Regions from separate parts of the Homo sapiens genome. Here regions 2, 3 and 4 are each linked to region 1. The links are chromatin loops, found by intact Hi-C in ENCODE. Cell type or tissue: heart left ventricle. All regions are shown on one strand. Each heading gives the region's core, and the rest is flanking DNA. Links, peaks and the distances in the headings are about the cores only.

Evidence for each region. Peaks named below come from ENCODE experiments on the same cell type or tissue, not always from the same donor. Only the 100,000 strongest peaks of a DNase experiment are listed, where the experiment ranks them.
Region 2: it touches region 1 in a loop (5-fold over the local background); 13 of 110 quality-filtered maps call a loop at or near these places.
Region 3: it touches region 1 in a loop (7-fold over the local background); 97 of 110 quality-filtered maps call a loop at or near these places.
Region 4: a loop joins it to region 1, with 2.1 times the contacts of the local background. A loop is called at or near these places in 68 of 110 quality-filtered maps.

What each region holds. Positions count from the first base shown.
Region 1 is chr7:12,634,773-12,643,100 of GRCh38, forward strand. It overlaps SCIN (scinderin), which reads left to right. Exons shown (of 16, transcript NM_001112706.3): 10 at 1,273-1,363; 11 at 5,575-5,745. Among named protein-coding and RNA genes, the nearest start is that of ARL4A, 49 kb to the right of the region's middle. RefSeq lists a silencer at 5,592-5,886. In heart left ventricle, for the core only: a CTCF peak has its summit at 4,275 (motif pointing right); no DNase peak of the experiment used is centred there; H3K4me3 peaks cover 81 bases; H3K27ac peaks cover 508 bases.
Region 2 is chr7:13,174,360-13,182,687 of GRCh38, forward strand. No RefSeq gene overlaps it. Among named protein-coding and RNA genes, the nearest start is that of ARL4A, 490 kb to the left of the region's middle. In heart left ventricle, for the core only: a CTCF peak has its summit at 4,866 (motif pointing left); no DNase peak of the experiment used is centred there.
Region 3 is chr7:13,258,939-13,267,266 of GRCh38, forward strand. No RefSeq gene overlaps it. Among named protein-coding and RNA genes, the nearest start is that of ARL4A, 580 kb to the left of the region's middle. In heart left ventricle, for the core only: a CTCF peak has its summit at 4,193 (motif pointing left); no DNase peak of the experiment used is centred there.
Region 4 is chr7:12,532,012-12,540,339 of GRCh38, forward strand. The region is part of intron 5 of C7orf78 (chromosome 7 open reading frame 78); the gene reads left to right. Among named protein-coding and RNA genes, the nearest start is that of C7orf78, 32 kb to the left of the region's middle. In heart left ventricle, for the core only: no CTCF peak of the experiment used is centred there; no DNase peak of the experiment used is centred there.

The DNA of each region.
Region 1 (8,328 bases), core at 1,454-6,453:
TGACACAGAGTTAACAGCCACAAGCCACCCTAGAAAGAGAGGCTACGAATGAACTGGACATGTTGATTGACCCTTATCTGAGTGTTGGAAGTTTAGCCTCTTGTATAGCCTTATTAATAATTCCTTATGGTGGGAAGGGTGCAGTGCCTCACCCCTTTAATCCTAGCACTTTGGGAGGCCGAGGCGGGTGGATCACCTGAGGTCAGGAGTTTGAGACCAGCCTGACCAACGTGGTGAAACCCCGTCTCTACTAAAAATACAAAAATTAGCACCTGTAATCCCAGCTACTCAGGAGGCTGAGGCAGGAGAATTGCTTGAACCTGGGAGGTGGAGTTTGCAGTGAGCCAAGTTCACGCCACTGCCCTCCAGCCTGGGTGATGAGTGAGACTCTGTCTCAAATAATAATAATAATAATAATAAATAATTCCTTATGGAATTGCTAAGATGACAAAATGGGACCTCTCCATTGTCTACTTCTCATTATTATTTTCTTGATTTTTCTGGGTTACAGACGTTTGGTTCATGCTCACCAAATATTCATAGAAAGACAAAATGCTGGCTGGGCGCGGTGGCTCATGCCTGTAATCCTAGCACTTTGGGAGGCCGAGGTGGGCAGATCATGAGGTCAGGAGTTTGAAACCAGCCTGGCCAACATAGTGACACCCCCATCTCTACTAAAAATACAAAAAATTAGCCCGGTGTGGTGGCAGGCGCCTGTAATCCCAGGTACTTGGGAGGCTGAGGCAGGAGAATCGCTTGAAGCCGGGAGGTGGAGGTTGCAGTGAGCCAAGACCACACCATTGCACTCCAGCCCGGGCGACAGTGCAGGACTCCGTCTCAAAAAAAAAAAAAAAAAAAAAAAAAAAAAAAGGCAAGAAAGACAAAATGCCCCTAACATTCAACCTAATAAGTTTGGCTCGTATTTTCATCTCAGATGGATTATTTTTCACTGTAGAGGTGTTTTCTAAAAAGCAGGCAGCTCCAACTTAAAATCAGGTGAACCCAATTACTTAGCTAAATTATGTAAGAAGCAAAAGCTCAATTTCTTTAACATGGAGATAAAAATGCCTACCATATACAGTTCTAGACAACACATAGGACAATTAAATGTTAGATACCTTGACAAAAACAATAGCTTAACAGCTTGTATCATGTTAAAACAGTTCGCTTCTTCTTGATCTTTCATAATAACTTGTCTCTGCTTGCAATGCCTACATGTGACGATCTTAAAACTTAAAGGCAAGCTAATTCGTTTCACTTTCATTCCTCTAGGCAAGGAGCAAATGCCACACGAGATGAGCTGACAACATCTGCGTTCCTGACTGTTCAGTTGGATCGGTCCCTTGGAGGACAGGCTGTGCAGGTTGGGATATTTTTACCCCCAAAACTCACACAAGTTAAAGTCTTGCTAGCTCAATGGATAGCTATAGCTCCCTCCCAAGTTGGGATAGAAATTTGACATTTTCTTGATATGAACTGTGTTTTCATTTTGAAATTCAAATATTCCTACTCTCATTTCAAATTAGTTATCTCAGATTCTGGAAAGGAGGTAGCAAACAAAAACAACAAAAATCTATCAACAGGTGTAAGATTCCAAAAGAATCTTCCCAATAGAATCACACCCTATGTCAATGATAGCCTCTTGACATTAAAACGGTTTTATCTGTATTACTGTTTCCAGCTGTTGTTCAACAGATACAGTAGGCAGAATAATGCCCCCAAGGTGTTCATGTCCTAATCCTCAGGACCTGTGAGTGTGATATGTTACAAAGCAAAGGAGAATTAAGGTCGGAGATGGAGTTATGGTTGTTCATCAGCAGATCTTAAACTAGGGAGATTATCTGGGATTACTGGGTGGGCCTAGCGTAATCACCAGGGTCCTTGTAAGTAAAACAGAAGCCAGACAGAGTCAGAGGGATGCAGCATGGGAAAGACTCAACCAGCGATTGCTAGCTTTGAGGATAGAAGGAACAATTACATATTATGTAGTTGCAAATTGCTAGAACGAGGATATCGAACATTCCCAACACAAAGAAATGATAAATATTTGAGATGATGTTATGCTAGTTACCCTAATTTGATCACTATACATTGTATGTACCCCATGAATATCTACAATTATTATTAATCAATTAAAAAATAAAATTAAAAAAAAAGAAGGTGGAAGAGAGTCCCCAGCAAAGGAATATGGGCAACCTCTAGAAGCCAGAAAAAGCAAGGAATAGATTGATTCCTAGAGCCTCTGGAAAGGACTATAGCCCTGCAATAGCTTGATTTTAGCCCTGTGACTAAATTGTTATTCCAGATTTTAGCCCAGTTACTAAATTAGCCCCATAACTCATTTCAGACTTATGACCTCCAAAACTGTAAGATGATAAATTTGTGTTGTTTTAAGCCACTAAATCATAGTAATTTGTTACAGCAACAATGAGAAATAAATACAACAGTGCAGAACAAGCACAGATTAACAATTCGAATTAATAGGTTAAAAAAAGATGCATTTTCTTACACTCTCAAATCGTAAACATGCGTAAGTTATGTTTTGCACAAGTAAACAGAAATAAATCTTGATAAAATAGCATGGGTCCTTATATTTCCCTTTTAGGTACCAGAATCTTTACTGAAACAAAGTCCAACACCCAAAAGTGAGGGAGGAAGTGGTGGAGAGGGAGAAAGGATGAACAGAAATGGGAGGGACAAAGAGAAAAGACAGGGAGAAAGGGGAAAGAAAAGGGATAGGAGGAGAGGAGAGGGAAGAGAAGAGAGGGAAATCATGGAGGAAGAAATGAGACAAGTAAGGAGGAGAGGAGGGGGAAGAGAAGAGAGGGAAATCATGGAGGAAGAAATGAGACAAGTAAGAAGGAGGAGAGAAGAGGAAGGGCAAGGGAGAGGATAGTGTGAGAGGGAGGAGAGATTGAGAGGGAGGAGAGATGTATTTTTTTACTTGGGTATTTCTGAAATAAAAAATTACTTGTCGAGAATGACTGAATCCAAATTCAAAATGAAAATTTCATGTAATTATAAATGAGTCAACTTTTTAGTATATCTATCTATCTAACTTATCTATCTTAGCTATCTCTATCTAGAGACAGATTAAGATAGAGAAAAAGGGACAGGAAGAGATAATATGCTGTTTTATTTATTATAAAACTTTAAATGTTATACAATATCAGACGATATCAATGTCTAGTTCTAGATCTCCTCACTGTGTCTAAGAGACTGCTGTTTCTAGCCTGGTTCAATCTTCTGTACTCTCCTAAGTTCAACTGCTCCTCCTTTTATATTTATGGTGGAGTATCTGCTACTTGTTTCAGGACGCTTATTAGTTACCATGAAAAAGTTTTTGGGTCTTTGTTTTTTAGATTCCCTTACTGTATAACTGACATACAGACTTCAAGAAGACCCTATTTTCCTCTAGTGTGCCCCAATGTGTCCGTCTGCTTTCTCGTTCATTCTGTGAGAGAGTACTTTCTTGTTCCTTTTTCCTACAGCTAGCTGGAACTATCTCTCTCCCTCTCTCTCATTCCCTGTGTCTTCCTAGCTGGAGCTGCACACACTGCTGCCTGTTTTCTGCCTGCCTGTTGTCTTTGGCCAGTTTCTGAGAAGCCATCTGCTCCCATCTGGTGGGAAAAGCATCTTACAGATTAGAGTTCAAACTGAAAGCAGGTGCTTACTTGGCCAATGCAGTGATGTTTCTGATACAGCAGCATTAAACACTCCCTTTACATGGTTGTGCCTGTTTAACTTCCTCATTCCTGATGTCAAGGGAGCTAAGACTCTATATGGTACAAAAGGGTTTTTCTGTCTTGTTTTCAAATCTTTGTAAGTGTGTAATTGCTTATTTTAATGTAATAATTAAATAGAGAGAGGCAAGTTAGACACTTCAGAACATAAAGTATAAGATGTGAAGGCTGAAGTTGGTCTTCCAGCTGGTCTCCTTTCCATCTTGATACAAGTTAGTAGATACAAAAATCAAGTTAAATCTAAATTTAAAGGCGCATGTTAACTTTTTAAAAATAAGTTAACTTGCTACTTTTAATCAATAAATTAATGAAATGACTGAATTCTTTAAATGCACTCAATTCTATGGAATTTAGTTGATCTTTAAGGTATTACTTACCAAACTATTAAAAAACTATGAAGACATGCATTGTCTTACATATTTCATATTTCATAGTACTATATTTGATGCACTCGATTAATGAGTTACCATGAATTGTTAGCCGGTTGAATCCTAAATTGACAACAAAATGGTAATTTTTAGTTTAATCACTAGATGGCAGTAGCTTACAATAATGCATGAAAAAACTAAAGTATTGCGGTTTTCAACGCTCCTTTGTAGAATATATTAACCATATTGAACATATTTTAATCAGCCTTTTTTCTTTCTTATTCTCCTTTGACAGTAAGGGATGGGCCTTAATCAGTGTTTCTCTTTCTCTCATGTTGGCAATTAAAGTTTTCTCCATGTTATATGAAATGCTAAGCTAACAGTTTTAGGTATTTGTGAGACTATAACTGACAAAACGTTTCCATAATTTGCTGCTCACTTATTTGAATGCCTACTAATTGAAATATATTTATGAAGTCAATTATTTTCAATGCCTTTCGGCCTCCCTATATGCAGGTATGTATATGCATGTAATGAGTACATGCATCAGCATTCCCATTCACCTGGCTTCTAGAAAAAGACAAACCAGGGGAAGTGAGACAGTTCAATTTTAGCACAGGGCAGAACAAATGAAAACAATGGGAGACTGACATGAAATTTGAACTCTTTATGTAAATGCATCAATAGTTTGTGTGAGAAATAGGAAATTCTAATCCAATATTTGGGGCTAATAAATAAAATCAAGAAAATAATTTCCCTTTTTTTTTCAATTTCCTCATCCTGAAAAGTCTTTATATTGTATTTTTTAAAGTTTCTTATATTGAGCATATCTACTATTACATTTCTATAGGTAAGTTAAAAAGTAGAAAACATATTCTGTTTATTTTTGCCCATTTTTAGTGCTTGCATAGCAATCTTTGTGTGTGTGTGTAATTTTTTTATTTTACAAATACAGAGATATAGAAATAATGGGTATGATTTGGGGTCATCTTATGTTGTGAAGCATTTGAATGCACATCTCTTAACCTTCTGAACCAGATCCAAAACACGTGAGATTCTAGTACCTCTGTAAATATCTGTAAGTGTTACTGGTGCCCTTGAAAGAAGAGTGATTTTCACATAAGGTCGCAGACACCAGCACCTTTTCTCTTTCGGAGATGTAGATGAACAGACTTACATCTTCATACTTTTCAAAAACAGAAAGTATTGGAGCATGGTGATGTTTCCCCTGACAAGAAACTACTCATGGACACCGTGCCTGCGATAACAAAAGATTCTCAAGTCAACAGGGAAAATTAATTATCATTAACCTATATGTTCTGTTAATCATCATTCCTCCTGCTCTTGACTTTTTATTTTTTGTTTTATTTTCAAAAAGACAACATAAGAACACATTTGGAACTAAAACCTTCTTTCACAGCACTCTTAATTATATTTCTTTTATTCCCCCTCTCCCCCATCAGATCCGAGTCTCCCAAGGCAAAGAGCCTGTTCACCTACTGAGTTTGTTCAAAGACAAACCGCTCATTATTTACAAGAATGGAACATCAAAGAAAGGAGGTCAGGCACCTGCTCCCCCTACACGCCTCTTTCAAGTCCGGAGAAACCTGGCATCTATCACCAGAATTGTGGAGGTAATGTCATGCATTCCATAAAACATGCCCTAGTTATGGACTTCCCAATGGACCTGAGCCATCAGCAAATATTAGACTTTAAAAACTTGGCAAATAAACTCCCTTCATTCCTATAATTAATCCACTGTTCAAAATTTTAAAAACATTTAAAGCAGGAGAGTTGAGTAAAAAGTAAAACTCCAGATACCAGGCCTTTCGCAATTTTCAATTACATTGAACCCAAACAGATAAATTTTTAAGAATACTGTCACAAATTAGCTGTCAAAAGCGTGAGGCTGCTTAAGCTCCATCTTGAAAGGCCTTAGGTGGATAGATCATGGGTGATGGTCAGGTGACTGATCACACTGGAGACATTTGAGAGGGAAGGCCCTCGTTTGCCCAAGTGTAACAAATATGGGAGGCATGTCCCACCACACTGGACCAGAACCATAACTGAACTGGCCCCATGAGCTGTTTCTGACAGCAGCTGGGATCAAACCCCATGCCATGGTGCCATAAGATAAGAAGACCTCCAGGTATAGACAAGGCCAGCCTGCCCAGGTTTTTAAATGGCTAAGTGCTTTCACCTTAGGACAATCCTGTCACCCCAGTCACCATTGAAATCCAGGTCTTCCACATCACCCTTACGCTGCCTGGCATGCTCTGCATATCAAGCCTGGAGCTGTCCCTCAAACTTGCCCTCCATACAAGTCAATCAGCAGACCCCTTAAACTTGGGTTGGTCATCTCATCCCTCCACCTGCAACTTCTTCTCTAAGCCTCCCTCTCCCTGCACCTGATTTCTCTACGACTGTCCTCTGAGGACAGATTCCCTGGCAGCCCTCTCAAGTGGAACTTGTGTTTTCCCAAGACCCACTCACCATGGCCTCAGGGATGGGGCTGGACAAGTTCCCTCCCTGCTCACCCTTACCTCTTTGATTTTATCTTGCCTCTCTCTTTTATATCAGACTTTCCGTCCTCTAGACCTCTTGTGCTTTCATAGACTGAACTGCCAGTCCTCCTCTTCTTTGATGACTTCAGCCATTATCTCACTATTTCCATCTCTCCGGCTTCTCTCTTCCAGCAGTCTTTTCCTTGACCGCATTTCATCTCACACTCACATGGTCCTATACTAAATTTTGCCATTTGCAATAACTATAGCTCCTCAGAAATCTGTTTCAGTCATCTAATCTCTGACAACTCTCTCCTGTCCTTTGGCTCCTTTACTCCAGAATGCACATTCTGGCAATTCTCCAGGCCTATAGCTGAATCCATGAACCCGCTGCCTCCTTCACACCCCATGCTTCATGTCCTCCTTTCTCCCCAGATCCCCAGCACCCCCTTCTCTCTACTGATAACTTTGATTCAGAGTTCACAGAGAAGATAAATCAGGCATAAATCTCCTTATCTACTCCCCTGCAACTTTATCAATTTGTCTGCATCTGTGTATATATTCTCTTTCCCTCCTCTTTTATGAAATAAATATCAAATTTTTATTTATTTTTTAAGTTAATATTTTATATTAGGAATTTCCATATGATGAAGTGTCTTGTAAGTGAATATTATATACTATATGTATTATATATATACTATTATCCATAAATTAGCAATAAATAATATATTTGTGTACAGTGATATATCAATAAATAATTTATTAAATGTTTATTACATAGACTATTGCTCCTATCTAAGGCCCAATTCCTCCCCCACCCATCTGGCCACCAACTTCTGTCCGGATCCTTCCCTCTTTTGCTTTCCTAAGGAATCTCCTGGATTTCTGTCTTTCCCGTGCATTTATTCCATTTCTATTTCATCATGATTGCAGGCAGTAATCTCCTTTCATTCTGTATTATCAATTTATTTTTCTATCTGGAATCATTCACTTTGAACTACAAAGATGGCTGTAACAGAAACCTCCTGTCATTTCTTTAAAAACTGTGTCTTGACCTTGACCATGACCTTCTCCAGCTACTGCATCATTTCTCTGTCCTTCTTAAGAGCACATATCATTGAAAGGTTTGTCTTGAGTGTTTTCACTCACTCACCATCTCTACTTTTTAAAGCCAGTTCTCTCTAAAGCCACCTCAATCAGGTATCCATCCCACTAGTCCACTGAAATGGTTTTTATCTAGTTTGCCAGTGACCTGCCACATGCCACAAACAAAGGTCACTTTTCTGATCTCATTTTTCTCAACCTCCCACTAGCATTTGCCAGTCAGCCTTTCCAGTTTTATTGAGCAATTCTTTTTTCACTAGGTGAATGTATCCCCACACTTACAATGGTTTCTTCCTAATCTATCGGCCACTCCTCTCGGGCTAGTTTGCTGCGTTTTCCTCTTCTGTTTGACCTCTAAGTTCTTGAGCGCTCCAAGTCTCGGCCTTGGCCCCTTCACTGTGGTCTCATTCAGTCATATGGTTTAAATGCTACCATATGTATTGATCTCATCCAGAACCTTCTGTGCACGGATTCTTCTGTGTTTAATTATGACTATTTTTTTGACATTTAAAAACTATCAAAATGACATTTAAGCATACATTATCTACGGGCATTCTCAGTTGATTTCAGATGGGAAAGTCAACCAAAATGCACCATTGTTACATTCTG
Region 2 (8,328 bases), core at 1,834-6,833, 540 kb after region 1:
TCAGGATATAAGCCAATTAGGGGCAGGGGCAGTATTCTGTTATTATAGATGCTCTCCAAAAAGCCCAGCTTTGCAAATGACATGTTTTTATAAATACTTGTTGAATACTCTGACGGTTTAGATTAATTTTGTTATCCAAATTCAGTTGGCTTGCCTTTTCTTTTCCCAAGCTCATATTTTTGTGCTTAATATGAGTAAGGTTAGCTGCAGTGAGAATTCTACTCTGTGAGTCTAATTGCAGACTCTCGGGTAAACTGATTTCCATGCCTCAACTGTCATCAGATCTTGCAGTCATCAAGTGTATTCCTCTTGATTGATAAACACACATCTTTGTGTGAAAGAAACAAGGAGATGGTTAGATGCAGTGGTGGTCTGGAGTCTGCCCTGCTGTTTTGTAACAGCTGATTGTGCTCATCTCTTTTCAAGTCCTTTCAACAACTCATGTTTATATGAAATTATACCATGGAAGTCAGCAGGCACTACAAATTTGGTATACCCCCACCCCTCCACGGATGCCAGTGGTTAAACATTTAGGAGCAAGCATATCATTTTCTAGATAGTACCCACAATTGCTAAAACCAACTCTGTAGTGTCCTGGGTGATAAAGAGGCAACATAAGATGTTGCTTTTCCTTACACAAATAACTTACACAAATAGCTGATGGCAACAATGATGATGAAACTGTTATGTTAATAGTTAACATTCTGTCTTCAGCTCTTTTCTAAGTGCTTTAGAGACACATCAGTTCATTTAATCCTCATAACAACCTAATGAAGTAGGTATGTAGAGGAATCTTGTTAATCCCACTTAATAAGTGGCTCAATCAGTGCCTAGATGAGGAAACACAGTGATAAAGAACAGTGAAACAAGGATAGCTGCTGGAAAGTTACTAAGAAAAATCATCTATTTGAATAGAATTAAGCTACATATAGTCATTCTTTTGTTAAATATTAACAGGGATAATTAAGATAACAATTACCTCAAAATTCTTTCAGTTTTTAAAGTTTCTTATACGAGAAATATTTCTGAATACATTTCATATTTACAAATAAATTTTTCTTTAGTAAGTAGCTGCATATTTTGTTATTTTGAAAAATGCAGAACTTATCCTAACTTCTCTTTACCTTTTTGGGCTTCTAAATAGCATGCATCTGCAGCTGCTGCACTGTTAGCAGTTTGAGAGAACTTTGTTCCTTTGTGTGCTATGATTTATGTATAATAGAAAAATATCTCTCGAGTTTCATCGCATTATGTAAATTTGTGTCCTGTTCAGTTTTCCCTTTCTATTTGACAGCCCATCAGCAATATTTATGTGTTGTACACAATATGTGATGCAAATGTTTCATAAGATATTTTGATCCATAAATAATTTATTCACTTTAGTACTCCTAGATGCAATATTGTCGAAGAATGGTTCTTTAATAAAGTAATAGTAAACACAAACTTCATGGAAAAGTACTCTAAATAGAATTGTTAAAATATGAATGCCAGTCTTTCTACAGAAGTGATGGTGGATTGAAGAGAAGAGGGAGATTAAAATGAGCTTGCATTTTCCAAAACATTAAAAATATCTTCAGTCTAGCTTATCTTGAATGTGCATGAATATTGTTATCAACTGATAACCTGAAACCCAGATTCTGTGCCTCTTTCCTGTTGGTAATGGGGTGGAGCTCTATTTGAACCTCAAGAAAGGAAAATGTAGAATAGGTTCCTAAACAAAAATCATCCACTGTTTTGAAAAGAAAACTAATGCACAGTATGGCTCCTCCATAAAATCTCTCTACAGTCCTGCAGGAAAAACTTATTTTATTTTTCATTCTAAAATTCCACAAATACTCTTCAATGTGATAACTTAAAAATTTGACCTATTAATAATTTATGGGACAATAATGGACTGTGTATAATTTTTAAGAAATGCTATTTTTTTTTTACCCTGATAGTTACTGGGTTCTTATTTTTACTACACAGAAAATATAAATTGGTATCTTCTGGAGTCATTAGTGACATGACTAACATTTTAAAACTCAATATATATGAATTATCGCATATCTTTCAAGGAGCTGTATGTCCCAGTAGCGTCCATGTAATGATGCTTTTTATAAAATTTCTAATAAAAATGTTAATGGACGCAAAGCCACAATAGTCTACCATTCAAACAACTGACTAGTTATTCTAATAGATCTAACTCTGTGTAAATAAAGCAGAAATTGGTAAACTTTTGCTGTAAAGGCAAGTTAGTAAATTTTCTAGGCTTTGAAGGAAAGGCAAATGTTGAAGATTTGTAGGTACTTACATCACCATTTAAAATGTAACCATATACAAATGTACAAACTATCCTTAGTTTGCAAAAAAAAAAAAAGGTATCAGGCAAGATTTGACCCATGGTTCATAGTAGTGTGCAATGACAAGAGCATCCCCCCAAATTAGGTGAAAATAAGATTCCTCACTTAGTCCCTAGAGGGCAATGCCAGAGACCCCACTGCTCAGCAACTTCAAAAGTCTTGTCTATTCCTCTCCAAGGAGCAAATTTTCTCTTTTAAGTGCCTAGGAAGCCCAAAAAGCTTAAATGTACCCTAACGAACAGAGCCGGAGACTCATCAGTCCTTTGATATGCTCCAAATAATGGAAAGGCTGTTGGTACAAATTGAGTTCTGGGGTTGGTAGAATGTTATTTAAAAATAGTGGAGAGTGAAAATAAGCCCCTGGTCTCACCCATAGCAGGGACATCACCTTTCTCTGGTACATCTGAGGGTAAAGTGTCCAGTGTTTCTCTCAATGAAGAGTCTCATCTGTAGATTGCAGGGCCTTTGAGTTAATGCTCCTTTGACTCCGTCCCTCTTCTACTTTCCCACAGATATTTTAATTTATACATACAATAATTTTCCCAGGTACAAGGTGGCCACAGGAAACTGAATCATCTAAAGTTTCTGCCACAAATAGGACCAAGAAATACTTTGTTTTTGTCTCTGTACTTGGGTAAGCTGTCTGCTCACCTGTTGCCACTCACCATTTCATTAGCCCCCACTAGCTTCATCTAACAGTTTATTGGCTCTTTCTAACACCAAAAGAAATTCGAGTCTTTTCATTCTGGAAGAGGTAATCCTTCCCATTTTAGAAGGTTCAGGGATTCTTATCAAATTGGTCTACTACCTGCTTGGATCATGATTTACACAGTGTATTAGTCAATTTTCATGCTGCTAATAAAGATATACCTGAGACTGAATAATTTATAAAGAAAAGAGGTGTGACTCAGTTTCACATGGCTGGGAAGGTCTCAGGAAACTTACAATAATGATGAAAAGGGAAGCAAATACGTCCTTCCTCACATGGTGGCAGGAGAGAGAAGAATGAGAACCAAGCAAAGGGGGAAGACCCTTATAAAACCATCAGATCTCATGAGAACTTAGTACCATGAGAATAGCATGGGGGCACCCCCATGATTCAGTTACTTCACCCCCAGGTCCCTCCCAAGACATATGGGGATTATGGGAACTACAATTCAAGGTGAGATTTGGGTGGAGACAGAGCCAAACCATATCACACAGAAAAGAAAAAGGTACTTTTGTTAAATCTCTGCAAAAAGAACAATATCTGTGCACACTTCCTCTAGGACAGTGGGCCCTGATCTCCCTATGTTTGTAATGTATCTATAAAAGTGATTCTTTGTGACACATCTACTTATGCAAATTTTCCATCCATTGCCTATGGTGAAATTATTGGTTGTTGGCATCCTGTATTGCTAGATGGCTTAAACACGAATTTAATGTGTGAAAAATGTGTATATCCACAACAAAGGGTCAATGCACAGGGAGTATTGAGAAAGTGTGATGAAAATTTTTTTTCTATCAAATTTTGTTTAATGGCCCAGAACTTACATTTAACTTACATTTTTGGTGTTAGATTGATATGTTCTTATTATTTTCTTTGAATATTCTCTAATTAAACACATTTCAAGATTTTTCCCATGTCAGGTAGGTCATAAAATGTACTTTCAAAAAATGGTACTAATGGAACATGCTAATATGGTCAAATATTTGTAGCTACTGGAAATCTGCAAGCCAGTTATTGAGTAATCAGTCATTACAAAATTGTGTTCATGGTATATGGTGACTAATGCATTTTAACATTACTTCTTGTTTGCATCTGGTTAATGTGTGAGTATAATTGGTGTCTTTCCTATTTATCATTTTGGTATGTGGTTTTTAAAATGAGAATCTAAGAATCTTTCTTCAGAAAAGATTCAGGCAGGACTATTAATTAGAAAATTGTATGGTTGTCATCAGAATTTATATCTTTTACAATATTATTTCTCTCCAAATTATTCCTGTTTGCTAAATGCAGTGTTTCAGGAAAAAATCAACTATATAAGAGAAGGGAATAATGTTTTCTTTGCTTGATAAAATTACCATTGACCTTTTGCTAGTAATGACATTGTTATTAATCTAAATTTTATTTCTTTTCCTTCAAAGTAGTATGATATTGTTTTTTTAAGACTGATACTTCATAGTAATACCTTAATTTATAACTGTATTCTTATTTAATGATCACATTTTATTTAGAACCATATTTTATATACACATATATTAGGTCTTGGCACTTTTTCCCCAAAATCATTTATAATAGGAAAACCCACTGTAAAACCCAGTGTCTTTCACTAAATACTTCTTGGGATTTATGCCGATAATGACTTCTCATGGTGTATTTTTAGGTCAACTTCTTTTCCCTGCTGCATATTATTTGTCTGCAGCAGAAGAGCAGGTGCACAGAACTCTCTATGCAGTCTTGTCAGCCCACTCACTAGAATGCATGTGGTCAGATTATTGACTTAGCCCAGCATATTTTAACATTGCCACCTAGTGTAAGATCTAGGTCGCTTTGAATATCCGCCTTTCAGTAAGATTGAGATAGGAGAGATATTAAGTCCCAGCAATCATTCCACCTGTTAAAGGGCTTTAGACCATGCTTGTGAGCATGGATTTATTCTTCGTCACATTATTAGTCATTCCACATAGCCTGTTTACAGTTTCACCATCAGCTGCAATGATAACAGTTGACAGTTGCAATGTCAGATGACACTTGCTTGAGACACTCATCAACTGTGTTAAGGTGAGATGCTCTGAAGGTCTGGGCCAATAAACAGATTTAACTGTCTTGTCTAATTAACATTTAGAGATATATTGTTCTCTAGAGACTGACTGTAAGAAAGGTAAGCGTTTGATAAAGCTAATTTACTGTTTGCTGAGTGTCCAGCATTGTGCTCAATTTATTACATTCATGATCTTGTTTAATTCCATGAGGCAGGTCATATACTTATTTCCGTTTTACAGATGAGGAAACAGAAAAGAGAGGTTAAATAACTAAAAAATGAGTAAGAAGTCTGTTGCTTGAGCCGCATTTTTGCTAAGAGCCCATGTTCTGCAGTAACCAGCTCCCATTTAAACCAGGCTTCACCATTTCCCAGACGTGGGACAGTTACATTCCCTATGCCTCAGTTTCTGCATTGAAATGAAGAATAATAATAGTTTTAAGGGTTACTGTGGCAATCACATACACTGATACACAAAACAGCCTGAGAATAATGATGGTTGCTCTCATCCAGCTAGCAAGTGGCCAAGTTAGAATTTGCACCTATCAGATTTCATAGCACAGGTTTAACTACTGTGTCATCTTACTTTGTGTAGATTTTACCTTCTGTTGTACAACCACCTCCATATGTATAATAACTCCCTTACAGAAGCAAAATAAATCATCACTATGCTCTTACCCCATAAATTATGCTCTCTTTTGAGCAGCGTGTTCAAATTCATGGACATACCTCTAGAGCCCACATATCATCACTCGTGGACAGTGCCTCTTGTGTAAGCGAAAAAGAAAGGAATCCAAAGCAGCCTGGGTTGCAGTTCAACACTTTCCTAGAAAACCTCATTGCAAAATTAATTTGTGTGAGCAGCTGTGGAGTTTCTGAAGAGGAGAGTTCACTGGAAAGGCACACTGTGAAAAGGAATTTGGGTAACTAATTCTGCTGTGGATTCCATTTTCCGAGTGTAGGCATGAGAGAGGAAGTTCAACTCATTCAGTTTTTTTTTAATCTGTACTCATAAATAACAGCTCTGTTCTCTTCTTTACCCTAGAAGCTCTTTCTTGTTCTCTGAGGAGATGGAGTTGTACGTTTCCTTTTGTGAGTAATGGCTCTATTAGATTAAATAAATAACATTTCACACTAATGTAGTTCACAAGAGGATTTAGAAACCATTAAGAATATATTTAAAATCTCACAATAGACCCTCTCGCTTAGTTCTCTGGAACAAATTATAGTTTCTGACACATTCAAATTATACCTTAAGAGAGGACTCTGAACATTTTTCAGAAGCGGGGCATTCAGTATCTCCTTGAAGAAAAATAGATTTTTTTCTATGAAAGTTGCAGAGGAAAGAAATATCTAATTTTTTAGATAGCAAAGTATTTGGCTACTTCACTAGCAAAGTAACACAAGGTTAAAGTAAATTTAGTTATTTCACTTTTTGAATGTGTAATAAAAATTACCTTATTTATTTCTTTGATAAGTTCTCTTTTAGGAATATCAGAATCTAGCTTACTAGTTTATAAAGTAGAAAGATCAATAAAGCAAATAAATGTATTCAAAACATCTCCAACTTCAGATCTATTAGAAAATTATGAAATAATGCTATTCCTTCATGTATTTCTTTCAAATTTTTTTTCTTCTTGGTGACTCCCTTTTGTGTCCCCATACCTATCCCAGGTCACCAGTGTGCTCCCAAGTCTCCTTGTCTATCACTGTCCTTAATTGCAACATCATCACAAGAAGGCATGAATTCTCTTTAATTTCTTCCCTAATCAAAAATTAATTTTTTTATCATTCAGGATGTGGACTATGCTGAATACTAGTCAGGTGAATATGTTTTCCCATGTTTGCCTTTTCAGTAAAATCTGGATCTAGTAGAGCATGCCAATGTGGTGAATAACAGGGATTTTGTTTGTTTGTTTTTTAAAACGAGAGAACCAGGAGCCAGAGAGGGCTTCTTGGATCCTTCAAATCTCAGTTGAGCAGCTGCCAGCTTAGCCTGTGCATTGGATCAGCCTGAATCTGCTGCTGAGTAGAAATGACTTTGCTCAGGCTGCTTTGATGGGGATTAATGAGCCATGGCTTTTGAAGGAGAAACGCAACCAATTATCACTACTAAGAATTTCCTCTCAAGAATGGCAGGCCAGTTATACTCCAGGATCGCAGAGAAGGAAAAATTTTGGCTTACTGAGAACAAATCTCGAGTTTGGGTTAACTGTGGGTGGAAAGATCAGGAATGGAATATTTAATTTATGAAACTGATCCAATTAGCACCTTATTGCAAAATTGTAGAGACTGGTGTTCAAGGTACCAAGATTCAGGCTGGCAATGGAAAGCACCTAGTAGATGGCAACTTATCTATACTGATTATTACACATAATTGAATTCCTCCTAGATTTAACTAAGAGGTATTAAGTACTCTAAAAGATGAATGTGGGAAAATTTTTAAAAGCTCCCAATATTATAATATAATGTAAATGATAAACTTACCTTCATAAGCAAAATCTACAAGAAATGTACTTAATTCTTCTTTTTATTATATTTTAATTTCTGGGGTACATGGGCACAACGTGCAGGTTTGATACATAACTATGCATGTGCCATGTTGCTTTGCTGCACCCATCAGCTCATCATTTACATTAGGTATTTCTCCTAATGCTATCCCTGCCCCAGCCCCCCACCCCTTTTTTTCATTTTTGCTGTCATCTTATCCATATATAATTCTAAATGAATTCTTCCAATAGAATTTTGTAACTCTACAGAGCTAGCTATGCTATCCACGTATGGTGAGTGAGCACTTTACAGCTAGTCTGAACTGAAATGCACTGTTAGTATAAAGTACACACTGGATTTTGAAGATTTGGTCCAAAAGAGGAAAACATCTCAATAATGGTTTTTTTGTGTTTTTTTTTGTTGTTGTTGTTTGTTTGTTTTGAGATGGAGTCTCGCTATTGTCGCCCAGGCTGGAGTGCAATGGCGCAGTCGCGCCTCACTGCAACCTCTGCCTCCCAGATTCAAGCGATTCTCTGGCCTCAGCTTCCCAAGTAGCTGGGATTACAGGTGCCTGTCACCACGCCCAGCTAATTTCTTTTTTTTTTTTTTTTTGGTATTTTTAATACAGACGGGGTTTCCCCATGTTGGCCAGGCTGGTCTCGAACTCCTGACCTCAGGTGATCCGCCTGCTTCAGCCTCCCAAAGTGCTGGGATTACAGGCGTGAGCCACCACACTCAGCAATAATGTTTTA
Region 3 (8,328 bases), core at 2,049-7,048, 620 kb after region 1:
CATGTGCAATATTAAGGCACTCATTGTCAAATCTCGAAATAAGAGTCTTGAGAAGCACAGCCCCTAAAGACATATCTCAATGTACTTTTCCAATAAAAAAATGTGTTGAGTATTTCAGCCCCATGAAGAAACATAAATGTATATCATTGTGTTCTCTACCATATTCATATAATACTATGCCTTTTTTTTTTTTTTAAGACAGAATCTTGCTGTTTTGCCCAGGCTGGAGTGAAGTGGCGTGATCTTGGCTCACTGCAACCTCCGCCTCCCGGGTTCAAGTGACTCTCCTGCCTCAGCCTCCCAAATAGCTGGGATTACTGGCACCTGCCACCATGCCTGGCTAATTTTTGTATTTTTAGTAGAGATGGGGTTTTGCCATATTGGCCATGCTGGTCTCGAACTCCTGACCTCAGGTGATCCACCTCCCTCAGCCTCCCAAAGTGCTAGGATTACAGGCGTGAGCCACTGCACCCGGCCAATACTATGCCATTTCAACTGAAAAAGTGGTAGATACGGTTGAAAAGAAACAAGTGAAAGACAAAAGTGGAAGAGTTAGAAAGCAGATGGTATCATCAGCCTCACCAGTGGTGTTAAACATGATGTTTCCTTTATTAAACAATGTAGATGGTTTCCTGTCCCTTCTTCACTTTCAAGGAGCCTACTGCATCAGCTAGTTAGCGTTGGCTGTCTTGATTGGGTATATCTATTATAATTAAATGTTAAATAGAGACATCTAATTGTATCCTCCTAGTTAATTGCATTTATTATTATTTTAAAAATTTATCATAAGCTTCTCTATACTTAATAGTCACCTTGTGCCCTGAAAAAATAATGTTTATTTTGCTTCTCAAAGAAGCAAATTATATTATTATTATCTGCATTATAATATTAACTGTTATTTTACCTGCTTATAATTTAGTAAATTATAAGCAACTAAATTATACGCAAGTAAAATAAGTTAATATTATAATGCAGATAAAAGTCCAAGTATCACAAAGATGATACTAGAAAGCAGACAATGGAAATTAGAATGAAGAGCAGTAGAGCTGTCATTCACTCATGACTAAATTTGTCCATGTTATCTGGTAATGTCTGTGTAGTGTGATGGCCAGTAGATACTGTTTGTGCCCAGCCCAGTTTCCTTTCCCAGGCTAGTGAAGTCTTGGGAGTACTGTAGCTGCTGTGAGCCTTGTCTGCTCATGGTTCACAGCTTCACTTTTGTAGGTGAATTCACTCAGCTGACTAGAGGCTCAGAGACTCCTGTGGAGTTGTGCAGATCCCTTGGGGATAGAACATAGTCAGTGACCTAACTGAGGGAACAAATTTATGGGTACTTTCCCTTCACAATTCCCTGTGAGATCAGGTTGAAATAGATTTTATTTAGTTGCTTCCCCTACCCTGTTGTTCTTCATTTGCTTCCTTACAGGTTTCTCCTAAGAGCACTCCCTCAGTCAAACATTCCTTGCACAAGAATCTGTCTCAGGCTCTGCTTCTAGGGAACTTGTCTTATGACAGTGGCCTGTGACAGCCCTTGTTACATACAATAGGACCAAACAATTCTTTATAATGGCAGATATATGTTAACTAAAAGTCTAAATAGAGAGTTTACAGAATTTCCGATTCCAGATAAGTTCTGGAGATCTGTTGTACAATATCATGACTATACTTAATAGTAATGTTTATACACTTGAAAACTGGAAAAAGAGGAGATCTTAAATGTTCTCAGAATAAGTGTATGAAGTGATGGATATGATAATTAGCTTCATTTAATCATTCCACAATATGTAAAATATCATGTTGTATACCATAAACATATACAGTTTCTATTTGTTAGTTTAAAAAAAAGAAGAGAAAAAAAAAGAGCTTGTATAAGTTCCAAGTGTGCTTGGGCCACATGTGCCTAGAACCTAGAAATGCATTGTTTAGTAAAGGTACTTGCCTGGCACTCATATTGCCATATTCATTTCTAAGTTACACCTCCCATTTCACTGGTAATTTCTATATAGGTGCTGCATAAATGCCTGCTGCTCACTAAGGAGAAACACTTTCTAAATAAAACCGTGTGTGTGGAGTGCCAACAATTATAATCTTTCTCATGCCTGTCATTTGAGCAGAACTGCTCAGAGTGGTATGGCTCTAATTTGTTTTCAGAATATTAGATTTTAAAATTTCAGATTCTGGTATAATGTTGAGAAGTATGATATGTACAATATGATATTTGTACCTTTTACTCTGGCTCTAATTTGTTTTATGTTAAGAGAATAATTTTTAACAGATGCAGTTTATACTTAGCTATCAATGGTGAAAGTTCTGATTTTCAAAATATATCCGAACTTACCCGAGCTAGTTCTTTTCTGACAATGGTGGGAGATCCTCTAGTTGCTAAAGCATTGTTCTGTACTTACTATCTATCTATCTATCTATCTATCTACCTACCTATCCATCCATCCATCCATCCATCCATCCATCTATCTAGACAGAGTTTTGCTCTTGTTGCTCAGGCTGGACTGCAGTGGCGGGATCTCAGCTCACTGCAACCTCTGCCTCCCGGGTTCAAGCGATTCTCCTCCCTCAGCCTCCTGTATCCCAGCCTGTAGCTGGGATTACAGGCGCATGGCACCACCCCCAGCTAATTTTATATTTTTAGTAGAGACGGGGTTTCACCATGTTGGCCAGGCTGGTCTCAAACTCCTGACCTCAGGTGATCCTCCCGCCTCGGCCTCCCAAAGTGCTGGGATTACAGACATGAGCCACCGGACTCAGCATTTTTTTTTTTTTTTTTTTTTGAGACAGAGTTTCGCTCCTATTGCCCAGGCTGGAGTGTGATGGTACTATCTCGGCTCACAGCATTCTCTGCCTCATGAGATCAAGCTATTCTCCTGCCTCAGCCTCCCAAGTAGCTGGGATTACAGTAGCCTGCCACTATGCCGAGCTAATTTTGTATTTTTAGTAGAAATGGGGTTTCACCATGTTGGTCAGGCTGGTCTCGAACTCTCGACTCTTTAAAAGTATTAGTTCATTTATTACTTAGAAAAAATGTTTAGGTTGGTTTTATTATTACCACGATTTTATAGATTGAAGTAATAATACAAGGGGGATCCAAAGTTAAAAAGAGTAAGCGATTTCTTCAAAGTCATGTCATTTCTAAGTGATGGGGCTGGAATCCAGTACCAGTCAGTCTGATTAGAGAGAAGGTACTTGTGACTCAAATGTCAGCTTTCTGCTCCTGGTAAAGCCTTTTCAGGAGAAGAGTCCCAAGCACGATGTTTTTTTATGTTTTACCCACACTTCCTGGCACAATGTAGTCCACAGCAAAAGATCAAAGAGGACTCCATTCAAGAAGAGGGGTCTGTGACTGAAATCACACTGCTGGTTGACTTTATCTTCTCCTGAGAATGCCCGCCCAGCAGCTTCCCTCAAGCAAAATTGATCTGAAAACTTTAGGCACCGAAGATAAGATTCTAATGGAGAAAATCTTGATTTAGATTTCCTTAGGCATGGAGATATTCTAGGCCCTGCAGCATTCGGAAGGACTGAGAAGTGACATTCACTGAGTTAACTCCCTTAAATGTGGGGCTACACAAAAATAGCCCTAAGAAAGGGACAAAACATATTTCAACCTTTCACAGATGAGGTTTAGAGAAATTAAATGTTTGCCCTGGATCCTGGAGCTAGTGAATGACAAAGGAGTTCTTTTCACAATTCTGGTCATGTCTCATTTGCAACCCTTGTTTTACTGGAATAATGTAGTATGTTCTGGTGACAGTAGGTTCTGCCTTGCTTCCTTGGGCATAATGAGATGTAGCCGGGAGAAATGAGGTTATTGATTCCATGGCCTTTTCAATAAGTCAAGATTTTGAGATACTTAATAGTAGTCCACACTAAATTAACATTCCTATGCTCTACTGACATTTTCTCTCAAGGAATCATCAGCACAGAGCTGTTACTAGTTCTCTCTCAATAAAACCTATTTCTCTTCCCCAAGGCTCCACAGTTTTTAGAAGAGAAAGATTCCTTGGACACTGTGTACTTATTAATGACAGTTCCTAAACATGTGAGAATAGCTGGAGGAGAGAACAACTGTACAGGAAAAATATAAATCTATTATTTCTCTATTCATTCATTCAGTTATTTTTGGTTTCTAGTAACAAGTGTCCTGACAGATTTCAGACCATTACCGTCTGTAGTGTTGTCCTGACACCTAGTGGGAGAATGAAAAACAAAAACGTTATTTTTAAAGAAGCATGTCTGCTATTATAATTTAGAAATTAAGTATACTTTATGCATTGAAACAAAGCAGTGTTTTGACCTAAATAAAAAGTAGATAAGCACAAAGCTGCGAGTACATAATGCACTCACTTCCTTATAGTATCTGTCCTTGTATGTTACAGTGATCAATTGCTGGCTAAATCCTTTTCTTCTGATCTATAAAATGTGTCCCACCCTAGATATGGTACTGTGAATACTAGAGACAACATATGTAAAATATATTATTTCAGCCAAAAACTACCTCCACTTTCTACTTACGAACTAAAAAGCAGTCAATTCTTCCTCTATTCCTTTTATTCATATTAGAGACCCATTAGAGGATAATCTCCATCCACGCTTTGTCCTTCGTCCATTCTTCTCTCTGTCCTATATCAATGACCTATTCTAATTTCTGGCTTCTCCCTATCAGGATTTAAATATGCACAACTCTCCAGCATCATAAAACATTGAAAAAATTGAAAACAACCACTATCAAAACAACTGTAGCAGAAAAGCACCCACCAATCAGCCAAAACCTTTAACTGCCAGGTCCAACCTCTTCTCTTTTCCCCTGCTTTTCCCTTTATCGTCAAGCTTCTTAAAAGAAGACCTACACTTACCTCCTCCACGTTCTCTATTCAGATGGATTTAATAACCCACCTCAGTCCATATTCAGATAAGAATCCACAGAAAATGCTTTGCCCCCCAACATTCCCCATTGGCTTCTTTGTTAGATAATCAGTGAACGCATTTTAATACTTATCTTGCATAACCACTGGGCAATATTTGAAATTCTTAGTCATTCTCTTTTTCTCCAGACATTCTTTAGTTTCCTAGAATCCATACTTTTCAGATTTTGTTCCTGCTTATCTTGGTACTCATTCTCAGCCTCCCTCTCTTGGTCGTATTCCATTACCCAACCCTTAAATGTTTTTGTCCCTTAGAAGTCTCATTGTGTCCATTTTTCTGCGCTGAGAACATTGTATTTGATAACTCCAATTTGTATCAATATATGCTGATGACTTCAAATTCCCAATTTCTGTCTAGATTTATATTTTTATATCCCAAGATCTACTCTTTGAGTAATGCAATTATTTAATGATAATGTCACTTGTTTTATGGAAGCCATTTCCCTGAACTCACACTAGATTAGGGACCCTCTTGTTTGCTTTCCAGTAGCACCATTTAAAAACCATTATCACAGTGACTCCTGTAACCATATTTTACGTTTTTAATATAATTTATTTTCCCTTTTAAACCTTACCTTTTATACATTATCACAATCTCTTGTATAGTAAGTCCTTCCTTAATGTTGTCAATAGATTCTTGGAAACTATGACTTTAAACAAAACAACTTACAGCAGGTTCTTAAATAACTTCATTTCCTTCAAGTCATTTTGTCATAATGTTGATGAGGAAAAAGATGGTTTTGTTATACATAATTTCTCTTAAAGCCAGTTTCCAAAAACCAACTGACAATGTTAAGTGAAGACTTTCTGTATGTATATGATTCAAACATTGTAGAGGCAGATAGAGTAAAATGTGAATTTTCTTTTGCTATCTCCCTACTTTCAGACACACACCTATATACACACAAGCACATACACACAGATACACACAAGGACAGCCTCTCTCCTTCTCAGAGGTAAGAGGTTTGCAGTACACTTTTTTTCCTTGTATTCGTTTTCTGTACATTTCCATAATACATGTCATTACATGTTAACATAGTTTGTTTCAACTATCGCATTTGTTGCTGCCTCTTGAGTAATTTTTACTTTTTTTAAAAACATGTATTACATACACCTTGCCAATGTAAGTAAATACTTCACCCCAAAAATTGCACCAGCTGCCAGGCATATCCGCTAAGTTTAGTGAAACCTTTCAGGCCTACAGAACTATAAATAATCAGCAAGGAGTACATTAAATTAACAGCTACTGTTTCCAATGATGCCTAGCTTACCGGCAGAAATTATACAGGTAATACGGAAGTATAATCAATATGCCAATGCTTTATATTGAAAGACTAAGTGTTTTACCAATGCATTTTCATACATATTATTTGATTTTAATAAAAATCCAGGGAAATATATAAGATGTCAGTGATGTGTAATTGTTCAAGAAACAACTGAGGTCAAATCGTATTTATTTCATTTTTCTTTTGGAGAGAACATCATCTTTGATGATAGAAGTAAATCATCTCCTAATATCAATACTGCTTTAAATTTATTGAGTCAATATGCTATATAGTTGTTAATTTCAGAAGTTTTAAAAATATCTGGCACTTTGCCAGAGTATAGACATGTCATTTTCATAGGTATATGGAATATTTAGACCACATAACAGGTACTAAATACATCCAAGTTTCTAACTTTTTGTTTCCCTTCGTATTCCTCAAAAAAACATGAATTTAAGTGAATGAAAATATCACAAGTAAAGAATTTTTAGGTTACAGAACTCTGTGTATTACCTGGCCACATACAATAGGAAATGCAACATTACACTTAGCTTATTATTGTAAATTTTATAAAACATTATATATATATATGCCATATAGTGTAAATCAAGATATTATAAAATACTGTATTTAGATTTTACATCCCTGTTCTACCTTCGGCAAATTACATAACTTCTTTAAGTCTCAGTGTGGCAGATGGAATTCTAAGATGGCTCCCCATGTTCCCTGGCCCCTACTTCTCCCACTTAAAGACTAATCTCAGTTTGCTGCAAAAGGATTTTTCAGATGTACTTAAGGTTCTGAGTCAGGTCAGCTTAAATTAGGCATATTATCTGAGTGGGCCTGCCATAACCACATGACCCTTTAATGGCAGAGAGCTCACTCTTGCTGGTAACAAGGGGAAATCAGAGATTCTAATAAAAGGAGAATTTGAGATGCCACTGCTAGCTTGAAAGAGGGATGGGGCCACATGGCAAGGAATTCAGATGGTCTGTAGGAGCTGGTAGAGCCCTGAGCTGTCAGGCAGCAAGAAGAAGAAAACTTCTGTCACTCAACCACAGGAACTGAATTCCTCCAACCAAAAAATGACCTTGGAAGCAGATTTTTCACTAAAGCCTTTGGATAAGGACTCAGTCAACATACCTTGAACAGAGAAACCAATCATTATACCATCAGACCTCTAACATACAAAACAAATAACATACAAATTAATAAATGTGTTTTAAACTTCAAAATAACCTATACATCTATGCATCTGTGACTCTCTATGATCATTTTTAAATGATGTCTTAGATAACTATCCAGAGAGAGAGAGAGGGATAGAGAGAGAGATGGAAAGGGATCCACCTGTTTCTATGAATACATATTTAGATTATTTCCTTTTTTTTCTGCAGTGAGCATCCTGGTACATAAATCTCTGTGTATGTTGGAATCATGATAGCTTTATAGGAACAATGCTAAGAATACATGAAGTTTGAATTTTGATTGATGCTGTCAATTTGCCTTTCCTGAAGTTTATGTTGCCGTTATTAATATTTTAAAAATATTCAAAGCAATAAATATTATAGACCTAATTTGTATTCTCCAGTTACTAATAAAGCTGAGAATATTTTCATATGTTTAAATATTATTTGCATTTAATTGTGATAACTTTCCAACTTTCTAAGATATTTGTCTTTTTTCAAAATGAAAGGTGATCTTTATATATTAATTATTTATCAACATATTTTGCAATTCATTTACAGATTATAAGCTTACTACTTACCAGACACTGTTGTTTGTACTTGAGATTTGGTGGTGAATGCTACAAATGAGTTCATTTCTTTCATTCATGCTTTTTAAATTTATTCTAGAGAGATGGGAAACACCATAATTTGATAAGTCTGATAGTGGTAACTGCTATGAAGAAAACAAAACAATATGATACAAGAGATATTGAGTGGTTAGAAAGGCTTTTTTGAAGAAGAGATATTTTAGCTCAGAATGAAATCGTAAGCAGGCAATAGGCAGGTGCCTGGTGAAACAGGGGGAACCATTTTGCAGGGAGACAGAAGAGTGTGGAAGGAAAAGGGAGCTCAGGTCTAAGATCTGAACACTTAGAGGTGGACACCACGAGGAAACCCAGA
Region 4 (8,328 bases), core at 129-5,128, 100 kb before region 1:
TAATCTTATTATGCAAATGGACTCTCCACTGACCAGTGCCATCTTGTCTGCTCCTTACTGTACATGTGGCTGGCAAAGGGAAGGGAAGATGGAGCCGCCATTTTGAACATGCCTGGTCCCAGGTAGTTATTTCCTACAGGCCAGCATTCACCTGTGGAAGCTTCTAGCTTGCTTGTCTGTGTCTGCAGCTCAATTTTACAGGCTGCTCTTTTTTAGGAAATGATTTGGGGCTGCTTTTCATTAAAAAGAAAAACCTGGCCGGGCATGGTGGCTCACGCCTGTAATCCCAACACTTTGGGAGGTCAAGGTGGGTGAATCACGAGGTCTGGAGTTCGAGACCAGCCTGACCAACATGGTGAAACCCTGTCTCTACTGAAAATACAAAAAATTAGCTGGGTGTAATGGTGGGCGCCTGTAATCCCAGCTCCTTAGGTGGCTGAGGCAGGAGAATCACTTGAACCTGGGAGGCAGAGGTTGCAGTGAGCCAACATTGTGCCACTGCACACCAGCCCGGATGACAGAGTGAGACTCTGTTTCAAAAAAAAAAAAAAGAAAAAGAAAAACCTTACTGAAGCCTCCCATACCCTATCTGCCTGATTAATTTTTTCTTAACTCCTGTACCACTATGAATAGTCGAAGTTTGCATTTGTGAAACACTTGGAATACAGCACACGACACTTAGTACTTGCTATCTAAGTATTTTATGAATAACAATTCAAAACTATGCTTTTTTTGCATACAATATAAAATATATATAATGTCTAGAGCTTTCTGGAAGATGAGAGAGGCTACTCAGTAAGATTGATCTTTGGATTTCTATGAGGGAGTACACAGAGTGAACAGTCAGCAGACAGCTATCTCTAGGAGGACCACAGGACAGATGAATATAAAAAGAGTAGATATGTGACCAGAAAGCTGTCTCCAGATGGGTAAGAATTTGTTTTAAGTGGTGGATATAGAGTCATCCTACTAATGATTTAGGATGTAGACTTATCCTTACCAAGTTTACAAAATGGTCATCTTAAATTGCAAACATCCCGCTGTACATATATAAAATTCTTGATTCCTGTAGCATAGTGGGAGCTTCTCCTCTATAACTGATGTGCTTGAGCTTGGTAATTGGTGGCTCAACATAAAAGAAAATGGCATGGTAGTCCATCAGCAAAAGTTTCTTTTGTTGTTGTTGTTGTTTTGTTTGTTTGTTTTTGAGATGCAGACTCGCTCTGTCACCCAGGCTGGAGTGCAGTGGTGTGATCTCAGCTCACAGCAACTTTCACCTCCCAGGTTCAAATGATTCTCCTGCCTCAGCCTCCTGAGTAGCTGGGATTACAGGTTCCCATCACCATACCCACCTAATTTTTGTATTTTTAGTAGAGACAGGGGTTTGCCATGTTGGCCAGGCTGGTCTCGAACTCCTGACCTCAGGTGATCAACCTGCCTCAGCCTCCAAAAGTGCTGGGATTACAGGTGTGAGCCACAGCGCCCAGCCACCAAAGGTTTCTTTTTTTTTTTTTTTTTTCTTTGAGATGGAGTCTCGCTCTGTTGCTCAGGCTGGAGTGCAGTGGTACGATCTCAGTTCACTGCAAGCTCCACCTCCCGGGTTCACACCATTCTCCTGCCTCAGCCTCCAGAGTAGCTGGGACTACAGGTGCCCGCCACCACGCCCAGCTAATTTTTTGTGTTTTTAGTAGAGACAAGGTTTCACCACGTTAGCCAGGATGGTCTCGATCTCCTGACCTCGTGATCCACCTGTCTCGGCCTCCCAAAGTGCTAGGATTACAGGCGTGAGCCACCATACCTAGCCCCCAGCCACCAAAAGTTTCTTATAGTGGTTACAGAAAATCATAGATTATTACTGCTGCCTGTAACACTATGAATTCTCAGTCAGAACTTCAACTTTCATAGGTGTCACTGGGAAGCATACTTCAAAAGCAAATCTACCTCAGTATTTCACAGGCTTCTCAAAATAGAAATGTTTTCATCTGAAGTTGTAGTTCCTCTTATTTTTTCATTTTTTACAAATATTTGATATATTTAGCACACAGATCCCTATGAAGGTTCAAATAAAATGGCTTTATTTTTCTCAAATCATGAATTTTAAATATGCTGTGTTGGATCTCCCTCCCCTCAGCTTGAGAACAACTTTGGCAGAGCCTATAGATTTTCAACATTTCATTTGTACTAGCCCTGTCATTTCTATAATTTAAACTCACATTCAGCCATGAAAAAGCTATGTAAGCAAATTTAAAAATTTTCCGTAATTTAAGATTATGTTCAGCCATGAAAAATTCAGGATAAGAAATATATATGACTTCTATTTCACATCGTGCATAAAGAAGTAAATTCATGTGGATTACAGACCTAAATGTGAAAAGAAAACAATAACCTTTCTGCAATACATTTGGAGAATTAAATGATATCTTTAAAAGAACCACAAAAACACTATCTATAAAGAAAAAATTATTGAATGTTCTACTTGAAACATTAAAACTACAAACTTCTGTTAAAATACATCATTAGGAGAGTGAAAAGGCAGACAGAGAGCTTAGAGAAAATATTTGCTACTCATATAAGCAAGAAAATGGTTTATATTAATAATATATAAAGAACTCATGCAAATAAATAAGAAATAGGCATGTAATCCAATGGAAAATAACAGGAGGCTGGGCATAATGGTTCATTCCTATAATTCCAACACTGGTAAGCCAAAGTGGGAGGAACTCTTGAGCCCAGGAGGCTGAGACCAGCATGGACAACATTAGGAAATCCTGTCTCTACAAAACATTTAAAAAATTAGCCAGATGTGGTAGTACACACCTGTGGTCTCAGCTACACTAGAGGCTGAGGCGGGAGATTTACTTGAGCCCAGAAGGTTGAGGCTGCAGTGTTCTCTCCACTGCATTCCGGCCTGGGGGACAGAGCAAGACCCTGTCTCAAAGAAAGGGAGGGAGGGAAGAAGGAAGGAGGGAAGGAAGGAAGGAAGGAAGGAAGGAAGGAAGGAAGGAAGGAAACAGATTTCATACAAGAAGATCTCTAAATGACAAAACATGAAAATGTGTTCATCTTCACAAGTAATCAGGGAAATATGCAGTAAGATGCACAATGGACTACTATTGCACACCCACCAAAATAGCCAAAATAAGAAGATAAACAACAGGAAGCATAGGTTTATTCATCCATTTTCATGCTGCTGATTAAGACATACCCAAACTGGGCAATTTACAAAAGAAAGAGGTTTATTGGACTTACAGTTCCACATGGTTGGGGAGACCTCACAATCATGGTGGAAGGCAAAAAGGAGCAAGTCACATCCTATGTGGATGGCAGCAGGCAAAAAGAGAGCTTGTGCAGGGAAACTCTTGTTTTTAAAAACCATCAGATCTCATGAGACCCATTCACTATCACAAGAACAGCATGGGAAAGAACTGTCCCCATGATTCAATTAGCTCCCACTGGGTCCTTCCCAGAACACATGGGAATTCAGGATGAGATTTGGGTGGGGACATAGCCAAACCATATCATTCCACCTCTGGCCCCTCCCAAATCTCATGTCCTCACATTTCAAAACCAATCATGTCTTCCCAACAGTCACCCTAAGTTTTAACTCATTTCAGAATTAACTCAAAAGTCCACGGTCCAACATCTCTTCTGAAACAAAGCAAGTCCCTTCTGCCTATAAGGCTATAAAATCAAAAGCAAGTTAGTTACTTCCTAGATACAATGGCGGTACAGGCACTGGGTAAATACAGCAATTCCAAATGGGAGAAATTGGTCAAAACAAAGGGGCTACAGACCCCATGCAAGTCCGAAATGCAGCACAGCAGTCAAACCTTAAAGCTTCAAAATGATCTCCTTTGACTCCATGTCTCACATCCAGGTCATGCTGACACAAGAGGTGAGTTCCCATGGACTTGGGCAGCTCCACTCCTGTGGCTTTGCAGGATACAGCCTCCCACCCAGCTGCCTTCATGGGCTGGTGTTAAGTGTCTATGGCTTTTCCAGGCACACAGTACAAGCTGTCAGTGAATCTACCATTCTGGGGTCTGTAGGACAGTAGCCCTCTTTTCACAGCTCCAATAGTTGGTACCCCAGTGAGGACTCTGTGTGGGGGCTCCCACAGCACATTACCTGTCTGTACTGCCCTAGCAGAGGTTCTCCATGAGGACCCCATCCCTACAGCAAACTTCTGCTTGGGCATCCAGATGTTTCCCTACATTTTCTGAAATCTAGTCGGAGGCTCCCAAACCTCAATTCTTGACTTCTGTGCACTCACAGGCTCAACACCATGTGGAAGTTGCCAAGGCTTGAGACTTGCACCCTCTGAAGCCATAGCCTGAGCTCTACGTTGGCCTCTTCCAGCCATGGCTGGAGCAGCTGGGACATAAGGCACCAAGTCCCTAGGCTGCACACAGCACGGGGACCCTGGTCCTGGCCCATGAAACCATTTTTTCTTCCTAGGCCTCTGGGCCTGTGATGGGAGGGACTGCCAAAAAGTTCTCAGACATGCCGTGGAGACATTTCCCCCATTGTCTTGGGGTTTAACATTCAGCTTATCATTACTTATGCAAATTTCTGCAGCCAGGTTGAATTTCTCCTCAGAAAACGCTTTTTTTCTTTTCTATCACATTGTCAGGCTGCAAATTTTCTGAACTTTTATGCTCTGCTTCCCTTATAAAACTGAATGCCCTTAACAGCACCCAAGTCACGTCTTAAATGCTTGGCTGCTTAGAAATTTCTTCTGCCAGATACCCTAAATTATCTCTCTCAAGTTCAAAGTTCCACAAGTCTCTAGGCCGGGGGCAAAATGCTGCCAGTCTCTTGGCTAAAACATGACAACAGTCACCTTTACTCCAGTTTTCAACAAGTTCCTCATCTCCTTCTGAGACGACCTCAGCCTGGACTTTATTGTTCATATCACTATCAGCATTTTGGTCAAAGCCATTCAACAAGTCTCCAGGAGTTTCCATACTTTTGCACATTTTCCTCTCTTCTTCTGAGCCCTCCAAACTGTTCCAACCCCTGTCTGTTACCCAGTTCCAAAGTCGCTTTCACATTTTCTGGTATCTGTTCAGCAGCATCCCAGTCTACCAGTACCAGTTTACTGTATTAGTTCATTCTCACACTGCTGATAAAGACATACCCAAGACTGAGCAATTTACAAAAGAAACAGATTTATTGGACTTACCGTTCCACATGGCTGGAGAGGCCTCACAGTCATGGCGGAAGGTGAAAGGCACATCTCACATGGCAGCAGACAAGAGAAGAGAGCTTTTGCAGGGAAACTCCCATTTTTAAAGCCATCAGATCTCGTGAGACTCATTCACTATAACAAGAACAGCACAGGAAAAACCTGCCCCCAGAATTCAATCACCTCCCACTGGGATTCTCCCATGGCACATGGGAATTGTGGGAGTTACAATTCAAGATGAGATTTGGGTGGGGATACAGCCAAACCATATCAATAGGCAAGGGTATAGAGCAATTAGAACTCCTATACACTGCTTGAGGGGGAAGAATTGGAACAAGTACTTTGGAAAAATATTTTGCAATATATTCTAAAGTTGGATGTATACATACATATAACCTATGACACAAAATTCCATTCTAAATGCTGTATAATTAGCTGATATATAAGATATATTTGTATGCACTAAAAGATATATATAGGAATGCTTATAGCAGAATTGCTTGTGATAACCTTTACATTAGAGACAAGTCCAATGCCAATAAATAATAGAATGTATACATAAAAGTATCCATTTATGGTATATTTACACAATAGATTATACAGCAAAGAAAATGAACAAAATGTTGCTATATGCAAGCAATAGGGATGAGTCTCACAAACATACTTAGGAGTTTTTTAAAAGCCAGATGCTCTATATATGTACAATGTATATATATATACACATATCTGTATATACTGCATTATTATTCCATTTATATAAAGGAAAACTCTTGTCCACATGTAAGAAATCAGGAAGTTGGCTTCCTTTGGTTTGAAGGAAAGGAGTACAATAACCTTCTGGGTCCCAGAAATGTAGTATTTTCTGACCTTGATGTTGGTTACATAGATGCATTCACTTTGTGATAACTCCATAGAAATATTTATTTAATATCTATGCACTATTATACGTACATGTAAAACTTTAATAATTTTTTTAATTGGGAGATTCTTTGCAATTGTTTTAAATTTCAAAAAGAAAGAAAGAAAGCCTCATTCATTCTAAATTAACATTCTAATCTCACATCCAATTCAAAATTTGTTTGCTGTTTTCAACAAAATCCTGCCCTGTAGCTCCAGGATCTGGGGAAGAGAACGTTCTGTTGTTTCTCTCTTTCTGCACCTGTCTCAATCACACTCCATTGCTTCTTGGTCTGCCTTTTATCTCCAAGGTGTTGGTGTCCAGAGGAGAAATGGAAGAAACAGGGGCAAAAAGCTCAGGTAACAGAGACTACTGTAATCAGCCATGACATCCTCTGTGTGGCTGATGTTCAAATAGTGACTACTTATGGAGGACATTTTTGCGCATTATTCTCTGTCCTAGACAGAGGCCTCATTTGGCACAGTCCTCTGAGAACCAGCGTCCAGCAACTTGCCCTAAGTCCCTGCCTCAGCCCACTACCTCTTACAGGTCTGATAAGAGGCATCTTATCATTGGTGGGATTACTCACAAGATGGCTGGAGCTCATCAATTTCATTAATTCACTGTGTTTACAGAACCCTCCATACGGCTCACCAAATGGCGTGAGTACAGAAGACCCCCGTTTTCCTTTCCCCTTTCCCTCACGTTGCGAGCCACCCATTTTTACATTTCTAGATAAGAAGTAGGCAGGATGCTCTATGATCAAATGCTCATCCTTAAAACCTCTTGGGGACATATATGAAACCACTCCTCTACCAGGAGCTCCCCAAACACCTTGTACTAAAGGGCTCCACAGGTGGCCTCTGCAGTTCTGTAGCTCAGCAAGCATTCATCCAGAGCAAGCCTGCTGGCTTCCTTCACCCATATGCACCCTTACTCTTTATAAATGATAATCCTGAGCATTCATGAATTGGCTTTGCAGGGATTACCTTATTTTTTCCTTTCTCACAGAAATCAGAAATGGGTATTCCTCAGGGCTTTCCCCCAAGGGTAGTGATGCCTCCTTTAAAAGACAAAGCCTTTAGGGCCGGGCGCAGTGGCTCACACCTGTAATCCAATCACTTTGGGAGGCCAAGGTGGGCGGATCGTGAGGTCAGGAGGTCAAGACCATCCTGGCTAACACAGTGAAACCCCATCTCTACTAAAAATACAAAAAATTAGCCGGGCGTGGTGGCACGCACCTGTAGTCCCAGCTACTTGGGAGGCTGAGGCAGGAGAATGGCATGAACCTGGGAGGTGGAGCTTGCAGTGAACCGAGATCCCACCACTGCACTCCAGCCTGGGTGACAGAGTGAGACTCTGTCTCAAAAAACAAAAAAACAAAGCCTTCAGATGTTTGATTTATTCCTTAATTCCTTAATTTGGACAGAAGAGAGGGTGAGAGTAGTTGGTCTGGCCTATTTACCTTTTAAAAAGCCCCATAGGGATAGAACTTCTAGCAGTTTCTTGATGGTGTTACCAAAACACCAGGGGTTTAGTCTAGGTCCTGCTGCTCACCACACAGAAAGCCAATCACTGAGACAATGAGTATTGCCAAGGAAGAAGTCTTTAATCAGGTGCTGCAGTCAAGGAGATGAGAGCTCAGGCTCAAATCCATCTCTCTAACTGACTAAACCTATGGGTTTATATAACATTCTTCTGTAGAAAGAAATGTAACAATGTGTAAGAAACAGGAACTAGGGAGAGGCAAGGATGCAATCATGATGAATGAGGGCTCCAGGCTTCTCATTGTTAGGATGTCATGATCTGGTGAGTTTCACTTCTTGGATACCTTTTTAAGAGGCCTGAAGGTGCTTTCCTGAGGAAGGAACTCAGATAAAACAAATGTAAGCTTCAAGCTTTAAGAACAGAAAGGTCAATTTCTATGTGTATCAAAAAGAACAGTCTATGGGATTATTGGGTTGGTTTCAATGGAACATAGGAGTTTATATAAAGGAAAACTCTTGTCCATGTGTAAGAAATCAGGAAGTTGGCTTCCTTTGGTTTGAAGGAACCAACCTGTCTCCTAGTTTTAGCTTTGAGGCTTTTCCTCCATTTCAAGGCAACAGGAAACACATCCCATTTCCACATCCTTTAAAAACTTATAGCCCTTCTCTAAAGGAGCTCCTGTCTCCCCTCACCTAAGTGGGAAGCCTCATTGTAACACTTCCCTGCACTATTCTACCCTACTGGTGCTAATACA